3 separate regions of the Homo sapiens genome follow, and all the other regions are linked to region 3. Evidence: chromatin loops called from intact Hi-C (ENCODE). Cell type or tissue: A673. All regions are shown on one strand.

Evidence for each region. Peaks named below come from ENCODE experiments on the same cell type or tissue, not always from the same donor. Only the 100,000 strongest peaks of a DNase experiment are listed, where the experiment ranks them.
Region 1: it touches region 3 in a loop (2.5-fold over the local background); 2 of 110 quality-filtered maps call a loop at or near these places.
Region 2: a loop joins it to region 3, with 8 times the contacts of the local background. A loop is called at or near these places in 32 of 110 quality-filtered maps.

The regions. Positions count from the first base shown.
Region 1 is chr2:212,839,975-212,847,974 of GRCh38, reverse strand. No RefSeq gene overlaps it. Among named protein-coding and RNA genes, the nearest start is that of LINC01878, 49 kb to the right of the region's middle. RefSeq lists enhancers at 3,816-4,110, 3,344-4,543. In A673, no CTCF peak of the experiment used is centred here; DNase peaks (open chromatin) are centred at 3,944 and 5,054; H3K27ac peaks cover 2,883 bases.
Region 2 is chr2:212,888,517-212,896,516 of GRCh38, reverse strand. No RefSeq gene overlaps it. Among named protein-coding and RNA genes, the nearest start is that of MIR4776-1, 34 kb to the left of the region's middle. In A673, a CTCF peak has its summit at 4,103 (motif pointing right); DNase peaks (open chromatin) are centred at 3,116 and 4,106; H3K4me3 peaks cover 737 bases; H3K27ac peaks cover 2,007 bases.
Region 3 is chr2:212,773,816-212,781,815 of GRCh38, reverse strand. No RefSeq gene overlaps it. Among named protein-coding and RNA genes, the nearest start is that of LINC01878, 18 kb to the left of the region's middle. In A673, a CTCF peak has its summit at 4,716 (motif pointing left); a DNase peak (open chromatin) is centred at 4,665; H3K27ac peaks cover 1,626 bases.

The sequences.
Region 1 (8,000 bases), 66 kb before region 3:
TGGGGACAAGATTTAAACTTCAGAATCTGAAGAAGCTTTTTAAAAAGCAAAAAAAGTTTGCATGAAAATTTTATTTAACTTAAAGTTCAATCAATATGAAATAATATTCATTGCAAGTAAGTCAAATCATAAATATTGTAAAGCCTCTGCTAATCCTGTGCTTGCTGCCATAAAGCAGACATGAAAAATAAAATAAAAAGGCAAATATTTGTTCTCATAGTTTATTCCTATTAAAGGAAAAAAATTTTTAAACAATAAAAAGTGAAATAATAAAAAATATCCCTCAAGATTAAAAACAGAAGACATATCACAGGGCAATATTTATTTGCAAGCATATTCTTTGATCTAGTCCTGTGTTTAACCATATGTCATTCCCTTCTTTTTTACCTCCCTCCCTTCTCTCCCAAAACATGGCTGAGCATCTTCTGCATGTCAGGCTCTGCGCAGGGTATAGGGTGACAAGGAAGAACAAAGCCCAGCTTCTGACCTCAAATGCAAAGCATAATTAAAATCTCCAAGAATCCTCATTTGACAGCTCAAACATCCAAACACCAAGAGCTGGAGGAAGGGGGTTGTCTCTCCTCACTAATGATCATTGGGTTCTTAGAGGACTTTTAGCCCCACCCATGGTGTCTCCCAGTCATCAAACCTGTTGATTATGGGATTGTAGCCTGCCCTATACATCTATACTGGACATCTTCATGGAAGCAAGTCAATTTTTCTAATCCAGCCTCAGCTTCAGAACGGGGACAAGATTAAAATGAAATGAACTATTTAGGAGGCAATAGGGGCATTACTTATGTAGCATTACTAAATAAGACTAAGAGGTTAAGTCAGAACTCAAACTTTAGATTATGTTGTCTCAAGGTCATTTTCATTAGTCTAAAATATTTTGAACTTCACCACTCAAGTGTTGTTACTCTCGAAGTCTTGGGAAAACAATGTGGATCAACAAGACTTAGAATTAAATGAAGGAAAATCTACTGTGGGTAAGGAATGTGTATCTTAAGGGAAATAATGGTACTCCCTAAAGTTACCATGACCTACAAGTAAAGAAATCATATAATTCCTGGCACACAATAAGTGATCAATAAAAATTATCATTAAGGAAAATATCTATGTATAGCTTTCAGAAGACAGATGTGGGGAACTACCTTCAAAGATATTTCCATGCCAGTGTCTGTGGCCCAGTCTGAGGAGACAGGTGTCCTCTTATTTCCACGCCCAGGTCAGTGTTTATATGTGGGAGGGGTTTCAAGAGATTATTGTGTTTCCATTTTTTGACTTTTATTTCAGGAATGGTACGTCTGGCTGCCTTGTTCCTCTTGGCCCTTCTGGTTCTGGTATCATAAGTTGTATGAAAGGGAACTGAGGACTCTGCTTCTACTTTCTTCCTTATTGGAAAGATTTGCCAGGTTTACTCATTAAGGGGATGGTGATGTTCCAGGTGGGCTGCAAGGCTAAGTTTCTTTTCTTTATCTGAAATGCTTTTAACCCCTTCCTCAGATCCAGATTGTAAGACCACATCCATGGGAGGTTTGACATTGACACTGGAATCTAGAGTATTACCATTCTTTTGATTCCAGTTCCTGAAATGTTATTAAACAGATGAAATTATATAGTACTTTCTAAGCCTCTCCATAACCATCCTGTGCTGAAATAATTAAGACTTTAAAGCAATGGTGCCAGCCTAGTTCAACTCCCAAACATGGAGCTCAGATTAGAGACTGTTTGAAAAGGTGAGTAATCTTAGTGCTGGTGACTTTAAATTCTGAAGTTGCCTATGAGGAGTGTCGAGTCTGACTAAACCTGACAGTTTGCTTATTCCTTATGAAAATATTAGGTGTCAGGGCAATGGCTCAACAGAAATGACTCTCACACATTCCTTCGAGTAGGAAAAGGAAAGACAAACTGGTTCCTTTTATGTCTTAGGGATATGCGTAAGAGTCCCTGGGAGGCAAAAAGGGGTCACACAGAACAGACGAGTCTCAGCTCACAGTATTATTAATTTGAGGAAGAATGGGTTGGTAGAAAAACTTAAAACTTCGAGGAATCAAGAGTCTTAGGGAAAAAAGGCACACTTCACCCAGAAAACCGGGGCTTATTGGATGCGTGGTAAAGGGAATTGGCAAGGAAGAGACAGGCTCTGCAGGCAGGGAAGTGGACAATTGTGTATTCTTTATGGCCCCAAACCTGGTGAATGACCTTTCTTCTCTCATTCTGTAGTGTTTGTCCCTGATATACCTTCGGGCTGGCACCAGCCTACTTTAGCAAATTGTGTTAATTCTGGATTTGTGGGGCTTAAGCAATTATTACAGTTTGGGTGGAGCATCTGAGGAAACATGTTCCTTGATTTGAAGTTCTGGAATTCAAGCAATTTAGCTTGTTCTTTCAGCTAGAAACAGAAGTAGGGAATATTTCCTAGGTTCTATGTCTTCCTACTATTTTTCACTTCTATTTGTTTGTGTTTTTATTTCTATTCCAACTGTTTGACTTTATTTAGGTTTTAATGTTGTAAATGACCTCAACTTCTGTTAGGGAGTGGAGGCTAGATATAATGTGATAGAATTTCTTTTTCTTTTTTTGTGTGTGATAAGTTGTGTGGTGTCATAACTAATCTGAAAAGTTAAACAGATGTCTTTGAGGAAAGAAAACTGAGATTATGCTATAATCATTTAGTTAATATTCTGGTTGCTCAGGCAAAAATCTTAGTCATGTTTGCATCCTTTCTTTTCCTCACATCCCATATCCAAATCATCAGCAAAGCTCCAGGCTTTAATCCCAAATGTCTCCCAAATCAACCTTTTCTCACCACCTCCAGCAAAATCATCCTTGCCCAAGCCTTGAAAGAAAGTTGGGATTTGCAATGGTCTTCTAACTTATCACCTTCATTTCACTCTGCCTCCTCCCCATTCTCAACCCATAGCCAGAATGGTCCTTTTAAAACCTAAAGGATCATACGATTTTTTCATGTTTCTCATCTCTCTTAGAATAAAAACCGAAATGCTTATTATGGCCTATAAGGCTAAGGATGAAACCTGATTGATCTGAGCTAACCAGCTACCCTTTCCCAGCTTGACCCTTCTGCTACTTAAAACTCATTGAATATGACAACATACATCTACCTTGAAACATCAGGGTTTCACCCTTTTCCCTAAGTATCTTCATGACTTGGTCCTTCACCTCCTTCAGCTCTGTGCTAAATGTAATTTCCGCAGTGCCTTTCATGATCATCTGATATCTGATATCACCATACTCCTTGCCAAGCCACACTGCCTCCTTTACGTTTCTCCTAGCACTTATTAGTGCTTCACTATATTTGTTAGTCTCCCTTGTTAGCAATGTTTGTAGAGACCTTTCTCACTAGATTTATCCCCAGATACTAGTCAGTTTCTGACACATTGTATGTTTCAACAAACATCTGTTGACTAAACATCGAATAAGTTAATAATCAGGGTTAGTCTTCTACATAGGAGAAGTAGATATAACCACTGAGGCGTTCAAAAGTTGGGTCTACTCTCTGTTTACTCACCTATTTTATCTAAGTCTTATTAACATGAGGTTGCATTCCACAGTTAAGAGGAAAAATTAAATACTAGTGAGCTACCATGGTTGCTGTTCAGGAAGGGGTCCTGGACCTCTGTCAGGACAGCCATGGGACTTGTGACCAGTTGGTAAAAGTCATAATTCATATCCAGATCTGATATATAAGCCCATTACTCCATCATAGTCTACAATTTTGCCTAGGGCTAGCCATGGAAAAAAAATGCCCTTTTGTATACAAAATTATTGGCCTATTTAATTCTCTAGTGCATCAAAAGTTACGAATATACACATATCCTAATCACTGGGATTATACATAGTGAGATCATACCCAATGGGACAGATAAAATCTTTCTCCAACTGTGGCTATGGTAATTGTTTCTTTTCCTGGCCACATCATTTTGGACTTCTGGTTTGCTGACTCATTTCCTGTGTTTCATATTGTTCTTTTCTATAATGCTTTCTCACATCATGGAGTTTTACATTAATTGGAGAATATTTTTATTTGTATAGTGGTAGACCACTAGAAGTTCAGATTTTAAATACAGAGCTATCTATAGTGACTATTGCTACAGAGTCAGTCATCTGTCTTCTAAATTGCCCAGACTTTGAGGTTTTTCAAAACACTGGTGCATGTTTTTCCTTAACTATAATATAAAATGGCAATAACAATGTCTACCTAAGAGGACTGTAGTGAGATTTAAATTAGATAATACCCATAGAGCTTTTGGAAGAGTAGCTGGCACAAGGTAAGCCATCTATTGTTAATTACTATTGTTTACTTCAGTAGTAAGGTGACATTGTCTGTGTCCTTTGCCTTACTTCTCTGTATTTGAGGATGTATTTGTGTTGGGAGGAAGGGTGGGACCCTACTCTGCTTTTTGGCTGGAAAAGCAAATTCTGGATTGAATCCAATCAGCGAAATGATTCCTTTTTTGGGAGATTATGATTTTCGTGGCATTTCTGTTATAACACTATTGACTAGAGGGCTCATTTTGAGTGCTGCCTCAGCCTTCTTGGATTTTCATTTTAGACAGTTTACATTTTTTGTCTGCTATGCTGCATTTGTTTATGGGATTCAGTTTAGCTCCACAGATGTTCACTGATCAACTGCTATTGATTGGATGCTAGGGATACAATGGCAATTGATGCAATACCGCCACCTCAGAGATCTTTGCCCAATTAATTACATATGTGCCCAAATTATAATCTATAGTATCCTGGGGTTTTGCTTTTTGCCACATCTTTCTCAAGTCTGTGAACCAGGAAGCAACATCATTCTAACCTGGAAAAATCAGTGCCAGCTCACTGCTGGATTTGACTCAAATCAGCAACGCATACTCATCTAATCCCACATAGTTCCTAATGACATCAGTGGGAATTTTGAGGGTGTATCTGAGAAGAATTTTGTTCACTCTTTGCATTCTTTCTAAGTATAAGCATATGTACCCAGGAAGTTTGATGCTTATCTGTTCTTCCTCAGGCTTCAACATGCCAGCCACCCACTGCTGTGGAACTGTTGAGAACACTTGAGACACATGGTTCTTCAGAATGAGATAAACAGCTAGAAGTAATTTATAAATTATTAGATCTAAAAGGAACCCATGGAGATTATCCTGCTGCCAGGTTCTGGAATCTAGCTCAAACTATGCATTTGACTGATGAGTTACATTACCGAGGTTATAACAGATTACTCAAGGATGCCCTGTGACATCTCAAGGGTCACCCAGCTGGTTGTGGTTTAGGCAGGACTAAGAGTTGCATCTTCTTTTAACACAGTTTTCCATAACTGTGGAGTATCTGAGTACTTCAGTTCTCAACTTTTGTGATGCTGTCAGCTATTACTCTATTTATCTTAAAAGTCTCAATATTGGCAATATGACTTCCTTAAAGGCCAGAGTTGCTAAAGAATTAGGAAAATGATTTAATTTGCTATAGGTGTCTCTATGCAGTGCTTGGACTCTATGCAGTCTTTGGTGGAGAGAGAAGAGATGGGAGTTATGGAATGGTTAGTGTGTGAAGAGCTAGTTCTTTTGCAATTAAGATTCAAAAAAAGCCAAGATGGAACTGCTTCCTGATTTATATTTTGCCCAGTTAATTACATATATGCCCAAATTATAATCCAACATAACCTACAGAATTTTTCAGAAAGGAGGGACCCTTAGAGACCATTAAGTCAAAAGCTGGAAGAAAGGAGACTAACTGAATATCATCCCCTGTAGGAAGATAAGATGCTAATTTTTAGAGGCACTCAGCCTCTAAAATCAATTTTTCTTAACATTGAGAATTATTGAGTGGCTGGAAAAGCATCTTACTCTATGAAATATAGTCACTGTTTAGTGCCTTTCCATTTTATTTACTATTTAAAGCATACAACAGCTAGTTAACCAACTACTTATAAAATATATTTAATGTTTAGAGGCACTCAGTGTGGTTATAAAATGATTTTAAGGGTATACAAACATGGTACATTAACCACATTTCATGAACTATGGTTCCCTCTGGAAAAACAAAAATGTTTTCCCTGGCATCCTGCAACATCTCATCCTGAAGTTTGTAAATGGCCCATACTGCTCAAACTGGCTGCCTCACTGGCTTTTGATGCCAGCCACTTTAGAGCACACACCAGAAAGATCAATATAACCCCTACATAAGTGATAGAGCACCGTGCACTCAAAGGCTGTTAGACTCTTCGATAAAGAACGGCTTGACAGATGCAGTGAAATTAAGCAGCATGCACAAAACCCGAGTAAAGAGGTTGTAGGGCTGTAGTCTTTTTTCAGTGCACAGTGGATTGATGGGTACACCGTGACACAAGATGCACTGAGATGAGACTTGGTCCCTGCCATGTGTATGCATTAGCGAGTTTACGGTCTATGAAAACATGGAGAGAGTGTAACAAAGGATGGGATAAGAATGGAGCCTTTTTCAAAGGAACCTGCTTCAGAGAATTATGATAAGCGAGACATAAGAGGACCTAGCATAAACTTAACAGTGAGGAAATGTTCAATGCTATTTATTTTCAGGCAATATCCTAGTTCCCTGAAAACACTCTACATCACAATGTACTAATCTCTATCTTTCATTATTAAAATTCCATGGCATTGATTATTGAGAAAATGTGATGGAAATGTTGCTTTCAATTTCCCGTTCATGTAATGAAGCTGAATGTGTGATGATGTTCATTTTGTCTTGTTTACTTTGCATGTACCTCCTGCAGCATGCAGCCTGGCAGAAGGGCTTCTACCCCAGGAATATGCCACACTATAGCTGGGGAAAGGATGCAAAGACAGAGAGTCAGGGCAGCCTGGAGTAAACCCATACTTTGATTTGTCATATGGGGGGCAGTATTACCAGAAGGGGTAGTCAATGTAAAGTTCTAACCAAAGATAGTTGATGGGAAAGTAGACCAATTTCTTAACCAAAAGTTTTTTAAAAAGCATAAACTATAAAGAGTAGATAATGTTAAGGAATAAAAATAGACAATAAAAATTGTTTAGTGGGAGCTGTAGCTTACAGTGCAATGTGTTTCAGTTCTCTGGGCCACTTCAAAACGTGCTAGACGGGAGTTCCAGTTTTGGTTCAGCACGTAAGAAGCTTGGAAGTCATCACTCCATTCTAACAGTTAAAATACTGAATAAACTGAAAGGCAACAAATCTTAGATCCCTCAGAGAATTGAGAACACAGGGCAAACCATTATCCCCCGAATTGGGAACAGACTGGCAAATACAGAGAAGCACAACTTAAAGGAGAATAAACCTTGTGGGAGCTGGGTCAAGAGAGGAAAACTTAAACTGTAATTGGCTAATTGCTGAAGGCTCAGTATGAACAAACCTGAATGCTAAAAACTCCAGGAGAGCCCAGTTTTAGGTGAGCCCCATGTTTTCTAGGTTCTACTTTCAGGAGCTCTACCAGGTTCTCACAGTAAAAAGGAAAGAAATATTCCCTATCCTTTCTGCATGGAGAGGGAAAAAGCAGCCATTGTGAAATATGCTCAGATAATTCTGTTATTCCTAACACATGCTGCCCTCAAGAGAAACTATTTTGCTGGAACCTAATCTACTGGGGTTTTATCAGCACCTAACTGACATCAAAGAAGGGAAGTACCCAACTCCAGCCCCCTCTAAGCCATCCTGTCCCACTAAGTGGGGGCAAAACTTAGAAGCACTTGTGAAGATTACAGCCCAGCAATACAGCCTCATTATATGACTGAGACCTAATCACAGGACTATAGTATGCTTCTCCTCCCACCATACCTTACTACCATATAACTAAAAGATTATTTACTACAGTTCCTTTTACCTAGTACATCATGTCCCGCTTTCAACAAAAAACTACAAGGCATAATAAAAGGAAAAAAAAAAAAAACACAGTTTGCAGAGACAGAACAAGCTCAGAACCAGACTCAGATATAGCAGGGATTTTGAAATTATCAAACCAGTAATTTAAAACAACT
Region 2 (8,000 bases), 110 kb before region 3:
TGCCCTACTGTGAATGTCTTCTTCTTCCCAAATGCCTATTCTATTTGTGGCTAAGGATTTAAAAATAGGCTAAGTTCCTTGAGGGCAAGATCCAGGTTAAATTCATTGTTAAATCACAGGGACAGGCAGTCAATAAATGCTTGTCGATTTTCTATCAATCAATCAATCACCCTTCTGTTTTCCCTATCATCTTCTATTAATGTGATAAGAATTGCAATTTGAGACCAGAAAAAATCAGATATTTTAATTCTCTTATTTTACATATAAACAAACATTTTGCATTTACCAAAATTTAAATGACTAGTTTATAGAAGAAAAAGTACTAGGATTCCGGTCTCTTGACTCCTAGTTCCCTGCTTTGTCTTCTCCAGTAGATGACTAAATTACAGTGAAAACAACTTGCCTTTGTAAAGTAACTTATATATTTCAAAGAGTCATACATGTTATCTTAGTTAATCCTTTTCACTAACTCTCTGAGGTAAACAGGACAATTATTTTTAATAACAGAGATGAAAATAAATTAAGCTACTTACATAAAGTCATTTTTAATATAAAACTAAAACAATTTTTTCCTTTTATACTTTTTAAGGGATATTACAAAAACTAATTGATTTGTATTGTCTTGCACATGTCTAAATTTGTAGAATCTGTAAATTAGTACATTTGTGGAATATAGACTAGGAATCATTTCTTTCTACTATATTCATGATTAATGTGTATTATCATAATACCCACCTGACTCTGGTGGCTGGGTTGGTGAGAACAGTGACCCAAAAGTTAATATTGTGAAATACATTTGAAATGGGAGAGAAAAAGATCACTGCGTATTCCTTCAATCTGGTTGTAGTCTAGCAGACTCTCTGGGGATTGTCTGATTCTATGAGGGTGTGCACTTTGTCTTTGGTCAGTCTATTTAGCAACTTCGTGGGATGAAAGTTAACTTGTGGAATGGTGTAGATGTTTTCTGTCCGTCGTAAAGCAAATGACTCCTGTTCATCACAAAGCAAATGAATTTTATCTGGTAGAGAATACAAATCTCATTGCAGTATGCATGTGGTAAGAAGGCAGGGCGTCTTTATTAATAGTGCCATCAGACTATCAGATGGGGAAGAGAAAATTATCCAAAAGGAAATCAGGCTGTTCATGTGATGGGACACTTATGTCACTATTAATCAGATGGATGCAAATTACGTGACAATGAAATATTATTTTTTGCCATCAGATTACAAACATTAAAAGGATGGCAATCACATGCAAGGCTGCTCACAGCATAAGATGATAGGGTAAAGCTTTTTGGAGGGTAATTTCAGTAATCAAAATGCCATTTGTAAAGATATTGACCTGCAGCTTTACTCCTAGGCATCTATTGTGCAGTAATGCTTATATATGTGCACAGAAACATGAGCAGAGGTATTTGTTATGACGTGGGAAATCAAGAAGCTGTAAATTGCTGAAAGTACATCAATGGAAATAGTTAATACAAATTATAGTATATAAATACTATGAAATACTCAATATTTATTAAAATGTGGACAATCTACGTGTATGAACATAAAAATATGTTCACATGTACTGTTGGGTGAGCATAGAAAGGCAAATTGGTATCATATATAGAGTCATCACCATAGGTTAAAAAATTAGCACATAAAATGAACTTCTGGAATAATCTACACTAAATAGTGTTTACCTGTTTAACAGGATTAACAATATTTATGTCAGGTGAATTGGACCAGGTGAAGTAGGCCGGGTAAAGAGATACAATCATGTTTTTCTTTTTCTTTCTTTTCTTTGCTTTTTTTGTTTTTTTAAGACAGAGTTTCACTCATCACCTGTCACCCAGGCTGGAGTGCAGTGGCATGATTTTGGCTCACTGCAATTCCGCCTTCCAAGTTCAAGCGATTCTTGTGCCTCAGCCTCTCAAGTAGCCAGGAATACAGGTGTGTGCCACCATGCCCAACTAATTTTTGTATTTTTAGTAGAGACAGGGTTTCAGTATGTTGGCCAGACTGGTCTCAAACTCCTGATCTCAAGTGATCCACCTGCCTCAGCCTCCCAAAGTCTTGGAATTACAGGCAGGAGCCAACGCACCTGGCCTCAATCATGTTTTCCCTAGATCACTTTCCATAGTTTGAATGCATTACCAAAAAATCAGGTGTATATTTATTGCTTTTGTAGCATAAGAACCTTAAAATAAGAAAATAACTTCCCATTCCTAGTTCAGATTTGAGGCAATGAAATTCTCTAGTTCTACTTGTAATATTTAATCAACATGATTATTTCCATGTGTTTCACTGCTGGGAAAGAAAAGAGCAGAATAACTCAGAAGTTATTTCTTGCAAAAGTGTTAGTTATGGAGCTCTCTGAAAATACTGAAACAGGAAGACATTTATACCCAGCTTACCATTATTTTTAGATTGAAAAGAGCGGGGCAACTCTAGGCAAGTGACTTAAATTTTAGAAACCTATGTTAATGAAGTGCCAGTTTCATTTATGTGCTGAAGACTTGCTGTGTGGGACAACCAATATAATAGACTATTTTTCAAATATTCCACTTTCAAAAGTGGCTGCATTGAAATGTCAGGGGGTATGATATGAGGAAGAGGGAATTGAAAGAAAGACCTGAGTCCTATTCCTGGCACTGTGTCCTACTAGTTATGTGACCTTCATCTATAAAATGATATTAATAACCACGCTTCCTTTTTCACAGGGTTGTCCTTTAAGCTTACTGAAATTTCATGTTAGAAAGCGTTTCATAAACCAAATAAAAACATAACGTATTACCATATCAGATCCCGCTTTATAGTTCTGCCTTCTTTTTTATTTTTCATTAGTTTTCAGTTACTTAGCAAAGTACTTGGCACTCAGTATCTGTTTAATAAATAGTTGAATGAAAGAATAAAATCAGGTTAGTTTCACTCCTCTGAGCCCTCATGCTTTTCTGACATTGTACAAGTTAACTGAAACAGGTGAAAGAGTTTGTTTAGGAAATAAAAAATTACCGCATTCCGCAGACTTAGAGCAGTTAATTTCTTGGGAGCAGAAAATCGTTCCCCATCTCCCACTGGGCTCAGAGGAATTCCATTAGGGCAGCCAGACAATAATCCACCAAAGCCACCACATCTCTGCTGGGCAGTAAAACACTCACAGGATTAGCTCAGTCAGTCCTGTCACATAATGGGTTTCTGAAGAGTCAGGAGCATCTCTTTCAGAATTTTTTATTTGGGGTCAGCAGGACAATTTCAAAAAGCTATTGACTTTAAAGGGACAGAACAGGCAAAAAGCCTCTTTTGAAGCACAAAATTCATTGTTCTTTTCTGAAACAGCAAACTAAATGAGATACCCATAGGATGGCAGGACAGTTTGTAGTAGCAAACTAAACCAAATCAAAACCAAAAAGCCTTTTCTTGCCCTTGCTTCATATTGATGAAATGGTTTGTGAATGGATCTATACTCTAACCATGACTGTATTTGGCATCTTTGGAAGGTAGTTTGAGTCTTAGTGGATTCGTCTGGAAGGTTCTTTGGTATAACTAAATTTATCCAATTCCATTGCATTTCTTTGACTTCCTAGGCATCTTTCTCTGTAATACATATTAAGGGTTATACAGGCAATTATAAAATTAAATAACAAATAAGTTCTAAAAACAAGTTTTAGCTCCAGTTGGTAAAAATCTTTAAAATATTAGATTTTATTTTCTTTCTCTTAGAAAAAGAGGAAGTATTCTAGAGAATATAAAAAGACTTCTTGAGTACTAAGAGGTCGTGAAGACAGCTTTGGAAATGTTATAAGCGTCAAGATTCGCTCAAGATACACCTGCTTCTCTTGCAAAAGGTAAACAGACCTGATTTTTTTTTTTTTTCAATTGGAAACAGACCTGATTTTTTTTTCCGTTGGATGTTCCAAAAATATGGAGATGTGTAGAAAGTTAATTTGGAAGAGGGTTGTTAGGATTCAATGTGAGTGACAGAGAAATATGAGGGAGTGTACATGCCTTTACCTTAGTTCCCTGACTCCTGCTTCCCCATCTTTGAGTATGGAATTCATGCCGATTTAATCAGCTTTTCTCGTGTGTGTGGTTTTTATTCATTCTGTCACCAGGTGGTGCTGCACTGTATGATGATCCTATGTGTAGCCCTCCTGTTTCGGCAATCAACAAGTTGTGGTCTTACTAGACCTCACAATTAAGAGCATAATAGAGCTGTAAGTGAAAAGCATAAGTAGATGGTGGGCTGTTACTCTCCATAAGCTTGTCTATATTTGTGCTTCTCTTTGCAGTGTAGTGTTGTTTTTTCTTAATCCCCCAAGGCAGTTTCCTTTATTTTGTCCCAATGTATTATTAAACATCACTTTATGATTTTAAAAAGTAGCTTAACTAGTTTTAAAAATCATTTGTTTTACGTTTTTCAAATTGTAATATGTCACCTTTAATTTTTGCACTCTGGTGAGATATTGTTTATTAGGCAATTCCAAACTAAAACTTACGCCATGTTGGATGTGTCATGAGAATTCTGTTAGTCTCTACCTCTATAGATATTAAGGATAAATATGGGAAAATGAAACCTGCATGAGATAATAGCATATCAGAGTTGATTAGGGCTATCGAAACTTAAAGAACTCATTATACTGGTAAGTTTTGTTGCCACCATAGAATACAGGGCATACTCATTAGAAAAAATTAATACAATTTTAGAAATCAATAAAATTTAATAATTAATTTAAATAAGCTATTATTTAAATTAATAAATTAAATAATTTTTTATTAAACAAAAATTTAAAAAACTCTGTTAGTCTGTTATGTGTTGCTATAAAGAAATACCTGAGGCTGGGTAATTTGTGAAGACAAGAGGTTTATTTGGCTCACAGTTCTGCAGGCTGTACAAGCATGGCATCAGCATCTGCCTAGCTTCTGGTAAGTCCTCAGGAAACGTCTAATCATGGAGGAAGGCAAAAGGGGAGCTGGTGTATCACATGGCAGGAGTGAACAAGAGAGAGAAGGGGGAACGTGCCCCACTCTTAAAATACCAGATGTCATGTGAAGTCAGAGTGAGAACTCACTCATTACTGTGAGGAGGGCACCAAGCTGTTCATGAGGGATCTGCCCCATGGGACCCAATCAACTCCCACCAGGCCCCACCGTCAACCCTGGGGATTATATTCAACTTGAGATTTGGAGGGTACAAATACCCAATATATATCAGAAAACAAAATTTATTTTGCTAGTAATTTATTAATAAGGTAAATTTCAAAGAGAGCATTCCAGACCAGATAAATTATCAGATTTTGATGTAGATCTCCCTTAAAGTATATTTTCAAATACTACTTAAAGGGACACTGGTCTCTGAACTACTGTAGTTTAATATTCTGATATCTCTGTCAAAGCTACATGTTGTAGATAATAACAACAGGTCCCAGATGTTTTAAGTTAATTCTTATTTTAGATATGCCCGTTGTCTCTTAAGCATGTACAGTTGTAAACAGTAAGCTATCTATCTACAGTTTTTTCTTTTTCATACAAAAGCCTCTTGACAAGCTCTTTTCCTTTCTTGCTTTATATGTTCTCTTGTTCTCCTCTTTCTTTTCTCTGCAAAAATCCCATCTGGTAAATTCCACTTACCATTATTGCCTTTTCTGACTATATAGTTTTCTTTTTTTTTTGCTTTGCCTTGCACGGTCTTAAACAATTCTTTTAAGTTTATAGTAATAGCTTAGGTTGTGTTAGTGGAACTTCTTGTTCTTCTAATATTCAGCAGTAGCTGGTAAAGCAATCATCAAACCTCCAGTGTGTCTTGGTGGGCCACAGTCATTTCCTGTTACTCTTCCTACATTCCATCAGCTGGACCCTCAAACCTCACTCTAATCCCCCTGCTAAACCCTATCCCAATCGCTCAATTTTTAGATAATTTTTAATTGTAGTAATCAAAGTATCTATGAATTCTAAATTTTCAAAAGATAAGAAGTATCAGTTTGGCCATTTATTTTCCGGAAAACTTTTATCAGTTGTGTCCTGTAAAGAAAATGGGCACATGAAAGAAACAGTAACTTCTCCTTAATTTTCTTCCTTTGAGGGGAAGGGTGTGGTTCCTGTGATCAACCATTATCTTTTGACATCATGAAATAGTATGTAATGTAAGAGCTTCCCCTCCTTAATATAGATTAAATTAGATCAATGGCTAGTGAAGGAATCACCAAATTTTGAGTGTACTTTGAATATGTACTAGATGATGATTATATTGCCAAAGTCTCATTTAGGGATGAGGTTAAAATGAATAACAAATAAAAAAGAACTGTTTTAGGTTACATTATTTTTAATCTTTCTCAATAGAATAAAAGGCCAAGAGAAGGCTTTATGAAACTGCCTGTGAATAAATTTAAAAATAATGACTGAATATGTTTTGGTAGTATTGAATAATGTACAGAAATCACTCATTTAGGAGATAATTTTAACAAGTAATTTACCAAGGCTTAAAGGATTAAACAGTTTTGTGAGCATTAATGACATACCTGTTGCTGATAGAAGAAAAACAAAAGGATATAGAGCACATATGCTCCATCATGAGTTGCTGTCATTCTAACATATTATTCCAAGGATGTGGGGGTAGGGAGTTGGGAGGGTGTCCTTCTGACAAAGGAAAGAATTTTGACAGCCCAAGTGTTATTAAATAGTAGCTGTACTGACAGGCTTCCCAGTAAAGGCCAGTTAGGCCGGTAAGGAGGCCACATGAAGTCACACAATGGGGAAAGGCACAGAAGGATTAAATAAATCCAAATAGCCTGCATATTCCCAAACTGTGACTTACAACATGGAGAAACAATGACTGCGATCATGGCCCTACAATAATAATAATAATTAAATTATTATAAATTAAATTAGTTTTTAGTAATATTAATATTAAATTATTATACATAATAATAACCAAATCATTACTCTATAACAAATGACAGATTCTAACCTCATCTAAATTTTATAAAACTGGATTACTGGGGAAGTGAGAGAGGAAGGAGTTAAAGCTGTTGATAGTATAGTTCAAAATCCAGGTTCAAGATTCCCTAATCACTCAGACTTCAACTGGTGAACATTAAAAAACAAACAAACAAAAAACACAACAAAAACCTAGCATGTTTGCTGATCTAACTTTTGTTGTTGTTATTGTTGTTTGAGACAGGGCCTTGCTCTGTCACCCAAGCTGGAGTGAAGTGGCTTGATTAAGATTCACTGCAACCTCTGCCTCAGGGGCTCAAGTGATCCTCCCACCCCAGCCACTGGAGTAGATGGTACTACAGGCGCGTGCCACCAAGCCCAACTACTTGCTTTTTGTGGGTAAATTTTGTATATTTTGTAGAGACTTGGTTTCACCATGTTGCCCTGGCTAGTCTCAAACTCCTGGGCTCAAGCCATCTGCTCACCTTGGCATTGCGAAGTACTGGAATTACAGCTGTGAGCCATCGTGACGGCCTGATCTAACTTCTATATGATCACTTTATTTTCAAACGTATGTTTCTCTTTCTGACTTTAAGATATAATATAAAAATGTTTGTAGTTTAGTGCATCCAAAGGTAAAAATCAAGTTTTCCTGGCACATTTGTAGGCTTGAAGATTGCTTCCATAGATAAATGAAAATTTGTTAAAAGTAAAACATACATGCTAGAAAAGATAATATATATGTATATATGTTTTTAAAAGTCAAAAACAACAGTGAGTTTACTATAAAAAGCAGCAGAACCCTGACACATCCAATCCCATTTCACTTCCCTATAAGCTAAGACAACCATTTGCAACACTTTGAGCTACACATTCTGGTATTTAATTCTATATTTCCAAGTAACATGCTTTATTGCTATGTCTTTGCTCTTTAGTTTTATACGTTACCTATAAATTCCTTATTATGAAAGATGAGAATTTATCCTTTTTTAAAAAAATTATACTTTAAGTTCTGGGATACATGTGCAGAACGTGCATGTTTGTTACATAGGTATACACGTGCCATGGTGGTTTGCTGCA
Region 3 (8,000 bases):
TCCTGGCACAGCTGTCAACACCCCTGCCATGCTGTGATTTCAGTGTTATCTCCCACTTTTCTTCTTCACTACCATTATGCCCTAACCAATTGGAATTAGCTGCTCTGCTGGGCATCTGGACTCCTTGCCACAGCTCTTATGGTTGCTTCTACCTGGAATACCATGATTTTTGGTTCAAAAATTAACCCATCTCTCTGCCTTTCATCCCAAACACATCTAAACCATGACCCAAAAGATGAAAAGAATTTCTTTTTTAAAAACACCGTAGAAATAAATTTCCAATTTGCTTCAGTAATTTAGCAAAATATTGAGCAACCTATATATATATCCTATATAATATATCCTATATTATGATAGTTATTGTTTTTTCAACAATAGTTATTGTTTTTATCATTCATAGGCACAGGTATTTGAATAGCTAATGTATATGCATTTTATATATATTTTTAAGTGGCAATCTAGTTAGTGGAGAGAATTGATTTAACCTTCAAAGCACTACATCATTTCCTTTAACTGTAGGACCTGGCCTTGTGTGCAATATATGCAAAGAAGTCTTGACTATTCATTCAAGTTTATAATGATGGCATTCAAAAATGCCCTTGCACATTGTTTTTCTGTGTCTGTGTTTTTTCCACTGTATTCTCAGTGCGTGCACAAAGCTTGAATATAATAGACTCTCAATAAATATTTGTTGAGTAAATGAATAAATATGTGAATAAAAGTACCTTAAAATGACAAGTTTTATGAATAAAACTATATAAATGACCTGTGTATTAGTCCGTTTTCACACTGCTGATAAAGACATACCAGAGACTAGGTTTTTACAAAGAAAGGAGGTTTAGTTGGACTTACATTTCCACATGGCTGGGAAGGCCTCACAATCATCGCAGAAGGCAAGGAGACATCTTACATGGATGGCGGCAGGCAAAGAGAGAGCTTGTGCAGGGAGACTCTCATTTTTCAAAACCATCGGGTCTTGTGAGACTTATTCACTATCACAAGAACAGCACGGGAAAGACCTGCCCTCATGATTCAATTACTTCCCACTGGATCCCTCCCACAACTCGTGGGAATTCAAGATGAGATTTGGGTGGGGACACAGCCAAACCGTATCAACCTGATAACAAAAAGTTAAGAAAACTTTAAAAATAAAGATTCTGAAGAAGGGACTTTTAATTTGACACACAGCCACTATTTATATAACACTTTATCTTTGCCAAAGACCATACAGATACTAAGTAATAAACTAGTGACCCTTTTTAACCCATGCAAATTAATATTGCCTGCAAGCACAGTATGAGACTAAATTATACAGGAGCTGAAGAATATTGGGCAATGAGTCTTAAAAAATGAGTTAAGGTGTTTGACCTGATACTATATAAAAATATGTTAACAGAATCCTGTACAAGGAATAGTTCACAGTCTAATTTTTGTCCCTTTTCAAATCCAAATACATGTACTCAATGTCAGCTGCCTATTGATTTAGAAAGGTGATATAGAGTAACAAAATACATGTGATGAGTTGGAATGAATTAAACTCTAGCTATGTATCACTTGTTCTCTACAGGAGAGAAATTCATAAATCATAGAAGTGCCTTGAAATGCAGGTTTTACTAAAGTATGGTAACATTTATTTTGTCTTTTAAATAGGCATAAGAGACTCATGAAATTTAAATTCTACCACCCCAAGGACAACATTAACCTTCGTTAATCTATTCCCCCTTTTGGGGAGATACACATTTATTATTTAAAATGTTTTAAGAGTTTGGTATTCAAACAAAACTTTGCAATATATTAAGTTTTAAATTTAGTGATATTAACTTGATTGTTAAAAGAGAGAAATGGGCAATGGTATTAATAATAAAAGGCAATGGGGAAAATTATATTTGAAATACAAGAAGGTCAGTCTAAAGAGTAGGACTCCGAGAGAGTGGTTACTCTGACTGGGGTTCAAGTCCTGGCACTTATTAGCTTTGTAATTCTGGGCCGGATTCTTAACAAGTGTTTTCTTCAGGTTTCCCACCTGTAAGTTAAGAATAATAATAATGAGACACTTCTTGATGTGTATTGAAAATTGCACAACATGAAGTCTGTGCCCGAAACTTTTCATTAATGGCTGAGACAAAGATATCTGTTACTGGACTTCTTACATCATAATATTACCGTAATGTGTTTACTTTTGGAAATACACTATGATTCTCAACTTTTAAAAAACTTCCAAAGTTCACTATTTAGTGCTTTTTGTTCATTTTTAAAATTTTTGTTTGCTAGACAACTATTTTCTTAAGACCCACAGGGTGCCAGATGCTTTAGTCAAAGATGAAGACCCCATACTACTTAAAGGAATTGACAAACTAAGGGTGGCACCAGGTCATAGAAATTCATAATTACGATACAATATGGAACTAGATTGAATAAAATGTGGTGGCAACACAGACATTCAGCTACTGTCCTCCTTTCCCACCATTCATTTGACAAATATGTGTACCAAGTCACTGTTATGTGCCAGAGACTTCTGGGCACAGGGGATAGACCAGGGAAGAAAATAAACTCCTGGCCTCCCTGAGCTAAAATTCCAGTGGGATAATAGAGAGTATATTTATGAGCAAATAAATAAAGAAAACTGAGGTCCAGTGAGTGCTATGAAAAAAATTAAGCAGCATTAAAAACCAGAGAGTGACTGGAGTTGGAGTTTTAGAAAGGGCGGTCAGCAAAGGCCTTTGTGAGGGGTAAAATGTGAGCAGGGACCTGAAGGAAGTGGGGTGAGGAAGCAAGCCTTGTAGACGTCAGAGGAATAGACTTCCTGACAGCTAATAGTAGGTAGAAATGCCTCAGGCTATTGTCAAAAGATGGCAGTGAGGCCAATATGGTCTCAGTGGAGCACGTCAAGGGAAGAGTGCTTTGAAATAAATTAAGAGAAGTAGAGAGGTCAATCATAGCAGGGTTACAGGAGGTTTTAGAGAAGGGGAGCAGCAAAATCCAAGTTGCATTTTGGCTGATGTGTGAACAGTCTCTGTTGGTAGTAGAATGGAAGCTAAAGGCAGAGAGCCTTTGTTTTTCCCTGGCTTTGAACTTGCTGTTGAAGCTATTTCACATGAACCTAGGAGATGGTGGTTGGCTTTTTCTTAAATCTATTTCCTGGCCATCCCCCTGGCTATGGAGTTTTCCCATGCCATATACTTTGGCATATTGCACCTCAGATGTAATTCATTTGTGCTTTTCTTGTCACTTTGGTGTAATAACAGGCCCTTCTGCAGACTTTACTTTCAATCAGAACCTTCCTTTTTCTTTCCCTCACCTTCAAAGCTATTTTTATTATTGTCTAAGACTTGGACTCTCCTGCCACTATTGCCATTTAACTATGTCAAATGATGAGACATGTGACATCACAGGTGTAAGCTCCATCTAAGCTATTATACATAGAAATTACTGTCCTTTGATTTCAAAGTTTAATTTACTGAAAATATTGAATAGGAAAACACACTACTTTAAAATATTGTCAATATTTTTGGCTAATTTTATATATTCTTCAGTGATTTTCTTCCCCTAGTCTGTTATGTTTATTTCATTCAACAAATATTATTAAGCACTTGGGGCCCTGTGCTAGTTGCTGGACATGGTTTTGTCACTGAGATCAGTGGATAGTCATTTTAAGGAAAAAATTTGTAACAATATATGTTTCCTGAGTTTTTGGTTAATTTTTGTTACTGACTTGTATATATAAACGTATATATATATATGTGCCTGTATGTGTGTATATACAATATTTTATATATATACATATATGTGTGTGTCTCATGTAATAGTATTTACTATTTATTTAGCTATCTCTTTGTGCCAAGCATTTTCCTGACATGACTTAAGCCCCTCAGTAACCATGCAATATGTATTATTAGTATTTTAAAGATTAGGAAATTGTGGAGCTAACTTGCCCAAGATCAAGAAGACAAAAAGGATGAAGAACCAGAATTCAAGTCCGAGTCAATGTGACTCTAATGCTCACACTGATTCCCCAAAAGAGTGTTATTGTAGCAAAATGAAGAATGTGTTCAATGGCAAAGAAATGTACTTCTAAGAAAAGCAAAACTGGGCTTAGAAGTCTTTGCCCTCAAAATCACTTTTCTGTAAGTCGAGATTCCCAGTAAAGAGAGAGATATTTCATTTTCAGTGAACACATATGGATATTTACATCATTGACTTCATCTTTTGAGCCTTGTACAATACTCATCTGCATTTTCCTCTTTTTGTTAGTCTGTTGCTTCCCTATAAATAAAAGATTGCAAAAAGCTCTTAAATCACATTCAATGAAACACTAAATCCTTAGGCTTTTACAAGCTTTTGTAAAACTGTAGTGATCTTGGTGAAAAATGTCCTGGCTGGTTATCTAGTGAACAGATGAGCTCACCCCTGGTATGCAAAGCTGCCGAATTAGCTGGTTAAACAGGCTGCTGAGATAATTACATTGTCTGTTTTGTGACACATTACACCGGTGCACTTGGGATTAACCTGTTCTCTTGTGTCTACTTCTGATCAGTTTTTTAGACAGTCTTTTATCTGATGAAGGAGCACAGACATCAAAAGAGAAAGGGGCGTGGGTGAAAAGAAAGGGCTCACATGAAGCTGAAGAGTTAAATTTTCTATTTAAATTACTGAACATATATCCCTTATTTCCATAACTTTAGTTGCTCTCTAGAGACCTCTGCTGGAAGTGATAGGTATAGATGAACATTCTATTTTCCCTCCCAATTCATTGTTTTCATTTTTACTGTGGCTATTGTATCATAAACTCAGTAACTAATTTAAGAATGAAATTCCAACATTCATGTCATATACATAACACATTATCTACAAAGATGTACTTGAGACAGAAAACTTGTGAGTTTTAAAAGTTTTGCAGGGCTTTCTAATGCTGGAAATCAACTATGATACTTAATCAGCACATATTTATATATTTGTTAGGCACCTACTATAGGCTTAGTAATTATAACTTTCTGTTCATTTATTATTTCCATATTTTGTTAATGCTACCAAGGTTCAAGTGGAATTGTTTAATTTGCAATTAAATGTTGCACATATAAAAACACAAAACAAACCATCCCTAAAGATTTTTATGAGCCTTTAGTTCCATATCATTATCCTGAAGGGGAAAAATTATTTAGACCTTCTGATTATGTGGGAATGTAGTGCATGTAAGATTTCATCATCAGTGATAATTTAGATAAAGAACAATTAAGAGAATAAATAGAAAACCTACTCATTAACAGCCTGTGGCAACTCAAATTGAATTTAACCAACTATTGAGCCTCTGGCTACAGGGAGATGCAATTTAAAGCAGGTATAATAGATTTTAGCAACTAAAATTTGTTCGTCACACTGTACCAACTAAGATATTAGTTAAATGGGGCAAGAAATTTCCTTTCATGTTAATGAACAGCAGATTTAACTCCTGCGGTCCTTTATATTTTCCCTCGAAATAGCTGTGCTTGACTTGATAGGCCAGCATTCAAATGAGGTTCTTGCAAAAAAGTATACAAGCTTTTGGGATGAGATTTAAGTCAGTCGAATCTGCATCCTTTAGGTACTTCTGATTTGTTTAAGCAATCTTTAAAAATATTGATATATTTCTTCCCTGGAGAAGGGTCCACAATATAATGTCATATGCAAAGGCTCTGAAAACTTCAACTGTAAATCTCTGTAGAAATGTTAGAGCACATGTTGACATGGGAACATCTCTAAAAATAATGTGTTTTCTTTTGGCATACTGCTGGCCCACAGTAAGTGCTTTGTAAAACTATCATTTGTACTCATTCCTACTGGATTAGTAGAAAACAGGCATCTATGCTGTAAGTTCGCTAATAATTGTGCATAAACAATTATGCACACAATATAAACAATTATGCACAAATATAAAGAATTTTTTAAAAATATTCTTATCAAGACAGATAAAGTCTATGTTCATCATTTTTACCGGAGTCAGTTCTACTGAGATTAGATCTGTCTAGCTTTATTATTATTGCTTAATGCAGACAAAAGAGAAAATAAATCATCATAATTGTGTTTTTATTATCTTGGCTAATATACAGAAATCTTAAAATGTGTGTGTGTTTATTACTTGAGTTTCAGTGCCCCTTACACATAATTTTACCAAATTTTGTGATGAAACAAAAAGTGACTGAGATAACTTTATAAGATAAATGTATTTTCTAGTCAATTCAGGAAAAGGTGATTTTTTTTTCTTTTAAACTTTCAAAAATACTTTTGGCTGCACAGCTGTGTATTATAGTATCACCTAATAGTACTCTGGTATTGGACCTGCTGAATATCAGATACCGAGACTAAAGGACATTAAAATAATAGTTTTATATTTTCTAAACTTTTGGTTTGGATTTAATCAGTTTTTATGTTTATTCACAATGATTAGTGTACTCTTAGCATATATGCCTAATTTCTATTAATCCAGTGGGAATGAGTACAAATGATAGTTTGATGAAGCACTTACTATGGACCAGAAATATGCTAAAAGCTTTTCGTATTTAACCTCATTTAATCCTTCTAATGATCCATTGAGGTGGTGATTATTAAATACATTTTACAGATGAGGATATGTGTTTTAAAGAAATTAAATAACTTGCTGATGTTAGCATGGTCCAGGAGTTGCAGATCCTATCTTCAAAACCAGATTTTACTCTAAAGCCCAACGTGAGTACTATGTAAAGAGTACTTCTGAAAATGCATGCATTAATGCACTTCTTCCAGACTGGTGCCTCTTTTGGTAGTTGCATAGGCTTTGTATGTATTACTTAGAGAAGAGACTGGTGTTTAGCGTGGTAGAACCAGGATTAGAGCTCTAGTTTTCTTTCCCTGAAGCCCATGATCTTTCCTTCCACTTTAGTGGTGACAGTGGTGCTGATATCACAGATTCAAATTCCTAAATGCAATTTCTGTAACACAAAATGCATAGAGAGCAGTCTTTGGAAAGATATTATGATGAGTGACTTTGAAATAAAATTAACTTGAGCTTGAATCCCAGGATGCCACTTAAGTAGCTGTGTAATAAAGCAAGGCATATAGTATCTCTGGAATTCTATTTTCTCATCTGAAAAATGGAAATATGAATACATACCATAGGGAATACCTGTGAAGATTAAATATGATGCAAAAGTGCATAGCACATAAAAAGTTCAAGGGAGTTTCCCATCTCATCCCTCTCTCATAGCAAATTTTTGAAAACTACATGTGCATGTACATGTCACAATTAGATGTGGAAAAAGTCAAAGAAAACTGTACTGAAAGTGCAACCACGAATTGTAAGAACAATTCTGACAACATGGAATGGAATTTCAAGGGGAGTATTTGAGGAGAAAATGGGACTGGAGATGAACCTTGAAAGATGAGGAAAAGAATTTGTATAGTTTGAGAAAGGGAGTTATTTTATACAAGGGAGACAATGCTAGCTGAACTGCTTGGGTGTAATAAAAGTCTAATTCAGTTACAAAAATACCATTCCAGTGAAAAGCTTTAATGAGATTTCTGCACCCCAGCAGATGACCCACTTATTTAAATACCACGCAATATCCAATACTACAGAATTCCTTGATCACATGACAATTTAGTCAGTCTCTGGCAATTGGGTATAATTTAATCAGCATAGAAGGTGAGAACATTTTACTCCTAGTCAGCATATTGCCTCTTGAGTTAGCATTTTCCACTGAGCCCAAGTCTGGCTTCTGGTCCAGTGGCTTTCTAATTCTTTACCAGAAGAGTGTTTCTGTGCTTTCACTATTCCTACTCTGAGACACTTTTGCATGCAGATCATAGAGTGGCTTACCCTGTTTGCTCCATGAGCTCTTACTTTAATCTCTGCAGAAGAGGCATTACTTTCATTCTAACTTATTGGTGGTTAGTGTGATTAAATTTGTTCTCAAAGGCCTTTGCAAATCATGAACAGTAAAAGGGGAACAAATAGGCCTGGCATGGTGGCTCATGCCTGTAATCCCAGT